Regions from separate parts of the Homo sapiens genome. Here region 1 is linked to region 2. A link is an interaction called in ENCODE POLR2A ChIA-PET data of the cell type or tissue named here. Cell type or tissue: MCF 10A. All regions are shown on one strand. Links, peaks and the distances in the headings refer to the core of each region. The heading gives the core; the rest is flanking DNA.

The links. Peaks named below come from ENCODE experiments on the same cell type or tissue, not always from the same donor. Only the 100,000 strongest peaks of a DNase experiment are listed, where the experiment ranks them.
Region 1: POLR2A ChIA-PET joins it to region 2 with 5 read pairs; 3 of 35 experiments call an interaction of 5 or more read pairs at or near these places.

The regions. Positions count from the first base shown.
Region 1 is chrX:13,995,216-13,998,137 of GRCh38, forward strand. It overlaps a transcript of GEMIN8 not described here. Among named protein-coding and RNA genes, the nearest start is that of GEMIN8, 33 kb to the right of the region's middle. In MCF 10A, for the core only: no CTCF peak of the experiment used is centred there; no DNase peak of the experiment used is centred there.
Region 2 is chrX:13,932,234-13,935,155 of GRCh38, forward strand. It overlaps a transcript of GPM6B not described here. Among named protein-coding and RNA genes, the nearest start is that of GEMIN8, 96 kb to the right of the region's middle. In MCF 10A, for the core only: no CTCF peak of the experiment used is centred there; a DNase peak (open chromatin) is centred at 1,358.

The DNA.
Region 1 (2,922 bases), core at 328-2,827, 63 kb after region 2:
AGAGGCAAGGGCTCAGAAAGACTTGAAACCTGGGTTCAATCTTCACCCCTCAATGACGCTTTCTAGCTTGCTGGCTTTGGACAAGTTACTTAATCTAAGTTCATTTCTGTATCTGGGAAATGAGAAATTGACTCCCAGTGTTGTGCTGGGATGAAATAAGGTAGCATATGTAAAGTGTTCAGTGCACAGCAAGCTCGTATTATTACACTCATCACTAACCAATCACACATTTCCCATCTCTATTGGTTTCCTGTTACTGCTGTGACAAATTACCATAAACTCAGTGACTTAAAGCACACAGATATGTCCTTTTATAGTTCTGGAGGGCAGAAATCTGAAAGGGGTCTTACTGGGCTAAAATCAAGGTGTTGGCAGGGCTGCATGTCTTCTGGAAGTTCTAGGGGAGAATCCGTTTTCTTGATTTTTCTGGTTTCTAGAGACTGCCAGCATTCCTTGATATATAGCCCCTTCCTTTCATTACTCCAACCTCTGCTTCTCACATTCCTTCTTTGACTCTGACCCACCTCCCTCCCTCTTATAAGGACCCTTGTGATGACATTGGGCCCACTTGGAGGATACAGGATGCTCTCTCCATGGCAAGCTCCTTAACTTGGTCACATTTGCAAAATCTTTTGCGATGCAAAGGAATGTATTCACAGGTTCCACATTGTGGAACGCTGGACACACTGGGGGGCCTATCACACCATCTCAAGGACCCACGTAGGTCAACATCCATGCCTACCCTGTCATTTTCTAACTTCCCACTCTGTTTGAAGCTAATGTGAAGCTCAGTCAAATCTAGCTGGCAATGAGGAAGAGCAGTCTGAAGATCAGCATATCTGGTAAATCTGCAATGCTTGTCTTGTATGTCCATTATATAAAATGGGGACATTACGACATTTGGAATATTTAAAATGGAAAAGAGAAATCATAGAACCTACTATTTTTAAGGATTTGAAGGCCTACCACATGGATGCGATCTTGTGCTTCTGTGTCCACAAGATGGTCCTCTATTAAGTATAATATTGAATTGACTAGCCATTAAATCTCCTTCCAACTCTGTGATTCTCAAAGTCATAAGACAAGGGCTAATTGTATATCTGTATTAGTTCGTTTTCATAATGCTGATAGAGACATACCCAAGACTGAGCAATTTACAAAAGAAAGAGATTTAATGGACCTACAGTTCCACGTGGCTGGAGAGGCCTTGCAATCATGGCAGAAGGTGAAAGGCCTGTCTCACATGGCAGCAGATTTGTGAGACTTATTCACTATCATGAGAACAGCATGGGAGAGACCTGACCCCATGATTAAATGACCTCTCACTGGGTCCCTCCCGCAACACATGGGAATTCAAGATGAGAGTTGGGTGAGGGTACAGCCAAACCATATCAATATCCATAGTTACATAGGAGCTTGGCAAAGAAATAGAATCTTAATCCTATACTCTAAGCAGTAAAATTCTATAAGCTATCATGTGAAAAGGAACACAAAAGGGGTGCAGTAGATTACTTGCAAAAAAGGCTGCAATAATTTCTCCCATCCCTGTATGCACATCCTCTTGCAATGTGACTCAAAGCTCTTCCCATCAAGAGGTGGAGCCTATTTTTTCACCCCTCGAATCTGGGCTTGGCCATGTGATCTGCTTTGGGCAATGGGACATCAGAAAATATGAAGAAAGCAGAGGCTTATAAAACGCTTGCATGCTGTGGCTTGTCTTTTTTTTTTTTTTTTTTTTTTGAGACAGAGTCTCTCTCTGTTGCCAGGCTGGAGTGTAGTGGCGATATCTCGGCTCAGCTCACTGCAACCTCCACCTCCCGGGTTCAAGCGATTCTTCTGCCTCAGCCTCTGGAGTAGCTAGGACTACAGGTGTGCGTCACCACGCCCAGCTAATTTTTGCATTTTTAGTAGAGATGGGGTTTCACTGTGTTGGCCAGGATGGTCTCAATCTCCTGAACTCGTGATCTGCCCACCTTGGCCTCCCAAAGTGCTGGGATTACAGACATGAGCCACCGTGCCCGGCTGGCTTGTCCTCTTTTGTTGCTTTTGGGACCCTTGTTATAACTACCATGGGAACAAACTCAGGCTAGCTTGCTGGAGACATGTGGCCCAGTTGCTCCTATTACTTTAGCAGATAACCATAAGACAGCCAGCTCCAAACCCCAGATATGTGATTGAGGCCATCCTAGACTAACCAGCCCCTGGCTGACCCATCAGCTGACTGCATCTATAAGAGTGAGCCCAGGGGAGACTGGCAGAAGACCCACCTAGCTGAGCCCAGCCTAAGTTGCCAACCCACATAAAAAATGGTTAAGTCACTAAGTTTGGGGACGAGTTGTTATGTAACAAAAGCTAACTTACACAAGGGGCAATTTTTCTGATCAAAAGAATCATAGAGGCCGGGTGCAGCGGCTCATGCCTGTAATCCCAGCACTTTGGGAGGCTGAGGCGGGCGGATCACCTGAGGTCGGGAGTTCGAGACCAGCCTGGCCAACATGGCAAAACGCCGTCTCTACTAAAAATACAAAAATTATTAGCCAGGTGTGGTGATGCATGCATGCAATCCAAGCTACTCGGGAGGCTTGAGGCATGAGAATTGCTTGAACCTAGGAGGCAGGGGTTGCAGTGAGCCGAGATCATGCCACTGCACTCCAGCCTGGGCGACAGAACAAGACTCTGTCTCAAAAAAAAAAAAAAAAAAAAAATCATAGAAGTGATGTATCTTAAAAATCCCGGAGGCAAGAATAAATTAATAGTCACGACGTATTTTTAAAATTAGGAGAAAATTTAACCTCTATGAAGGAAAATCCACACTTCAGCTAATGTGACCCTAGGTATGTTACTTATTCTTACCATTTTTGCTTTTTTTTTTTTTTTTGAGATAGAGTCTTGCACTGTCATTCTGACTGGAGTGCAGTGGGG
Region 2 (2,922 bases), core at 123-2,622:
TCCTGCTTTTACACATTTGTATCCAGGGCCTGGACCATCCTCTCCCAGACACCTGGACACCCTGACCCCTATCTTCCTGCTCATGCTTGAAGACTCTCAGATTTAAAGTAACTGCCTCCCTAGGGAATCCCTCTTTGAAATACCACCTCCCCGCTTTTTTCCTCAGACAGATACTCTTTTTCCTACAGGATCTTGTACTTTTATTATAGTTGTTTATCTGCCTTTCAGAAATGACTGTGGTTATTTGAGAACAGAGTCTTGTTTATTTTTTGCTTCAAGACTTAGCACAGTACTTGGCTCATCTGAACAGGACTCTGTGAATGCTTGCTGAGTGAGCAGCTGTCCAATACTCCCCTGAGAGCCCCATGGTGATGGACATGTGACAGGAATTCAAAGGCTTAGAGACTGGCACATGCTAGTTGCATGATATTGTGGTAGGTACTCATTTAACCCTAATACACATGGTGAGGATGGAAACACAAAGCTGCCATTGCCTTTTAATTCTCAGGGCAATAATGAGTTTCAGGGAAACAAAGCCTTCAACCCCAATCTTTCCAGAACTTCAAAAACCTGATGAGAAGGAAGTACTTTTCACCAGAGAAAGAAAAGTATTTTATAGCAGCAGAAGAAAAAAAGCTCAAGGCAAAAAAAAAGCTAATGAAAGAACATCCAAACTGCTCTTTCAATTGTTTCTGTGTCTGTATGCCTGGCAGCAATCAAATTACTTCTAAAGCAACTTCAAGCTCTGAAATTGTTATTCTGTGATAAAAGTATTATTATTAAAGAACAATAATTTACGTAATTTACCCTATTTTAGCATAGTTTACCAGAGTTTGCAGTACATCAATGTTAATTTAAATACCTTGAAATCTATAATTTTAATGTTGACAGACCTTAATAAAATGCATATGAATCCTCATTTTTAAACAAATATTTGTGTAACACCTATAATATGCCAATCATTCCAATGAACATTGGGGTATAACAATGAATAAAACGATTTCTGCTCTTGACAAATTTGGTATTTGAACAGAAAGAAGCATATGAAAAACACTAACAAGCCAGCCATCATGTTAAAATTATTAAATGGATGATGATGGCTCAAAATATAGCAGATGCTCTCTTACCAATGTTTACCTAAAGGACCCCACCCATTTACCCCATATCCTCCATTCTTTTTCTAAACCATACTGATCATTGTCCAGAACTTGGGTTGTAGGCTCTTTTGCAATATATGTATGTACTGCTTCTCCCCCAAGTAGTGTACTTAAGAAGAGTCAGTGGTGTTTGTTCCCAAACCTGTTTATGCCAGTTGTACTTGTTACTAGAATTATGAAACTTAATTCGATATTACATAAACTAATAAAATAGGAGTGCCAAACGAGAGAGTTTTTTCCTTTCTTTGAAAACCAGGTTGATTACTTTGGAGAGTCTTAACAAAAATGAGTCACTTGAGAAAATAGTTGCAAAAGTAAGTACGGGCAAATTTAAAGGTTTAAGGGGAGTGGGGTAGGTGATATAAAGGGATTCTGCCCAGAGATTGGTTCCCAATGCCTTTAGGTTTTCATTCTACTTTAATGTAAGAATCTGAAGCTGAAAATCAGAAGCCAATGAATTTTGGCTGTGATTTAATGTAAGAAAGACTTCTAGGAACTCCAATCAGGTCCTTGCACTCAAAGCAAAGGCCTTGACTCTACAATAAAATATCAGCAAATTAATGTTTAAAGTTAAACAAAATGTTTAGGCTACATAAGTGGCACGTTTTATGATTGATCCCTTTGGCATTTTCAATAAACCATCCAGCTGCTTGGTCCTGGATGTAGCAGATAAGGGTTTTCTCGGAGAAGCCAGGTGGTTTGGTCAACAGCTTTCGGTAGAGCAAAAATATAATAAAGAATTAATGACTTCCTGTTTGTCACAAACAGTACTCCGTGGTATTCGACTATGAGGTTTACTCAAAATGTCGGTTTGTGTCCCGATATTAAAAGGGAGCTCTCTCCAAGATCCAAGGGTGGGCTCCTTACTAGATCTTTAGACTCAGAGGGAGGGAAGCTAGCATATTCTGGGATCACTTCCTGCCCAGTTATTCAGCAGGATTCCATTCCTTTTTGTCTCCCACTGCATCTGAATTCCTGAGCAAGCTTCCAGAACCAAGCATTGCATGTATGGGTCTTCAGCGTGCTTCTTTCTGAGTGCAGCCTCTGAGGGTGGCTTGAGCCTGGATGTCGGGGAAGAAAGGGATTTAAGGAAAAGAGGTCAGGAGAAGCCAAAGCTGGAAGTGTTAAAGAGGGAGAACATTATAGCTTCCTCCACCAGTTCCCTTGGAGAAGAGCCAATCATACTGGAAGCATGCACATCGAAGATGCCAGCATTTAACCCAACTACAGGTGACACTTCTGATGCTGGCTTCATGCATTCAAGTAGTGTTTAGACCATCAGGGAGCTGTTTTCTCGTGGTTTTCAAGCATAACATTACTCTCTCATTTCTTTTTTTCTAAATTACATATTGGTTGACCTGTAAAGACCCAAAGAAATAATTTCATCAAATTCTTTTATTTTATAGTCAACTAAAATTATGAAGAGAAAATGATTTACCCACGATCACACAGCAAACTAGTGGGCAAGCTGGGGCAGGCACCAGGGCCTCTCTGCTTAACAGCCTTCTTTGCTTCCTGGCTCCAGGAACCAGAAGCATGAGCACCCACTGGGAGCTTGTTACAAATGCAGAAACTCAGGCCCCACCCAGGCCCACTGAATCAGACACTGCTTTTTTAACAAGATCGCTAGATGATCTGTACACATATTAAAAAGAACTGCTCTAGACCAAAATTTTTTATAATGCTATTTAGTGAAATTATTGACATTTAAATACATAATCCTTATAAAAACTTCCTTACCACAAAATGGGTTGAAACAATTATT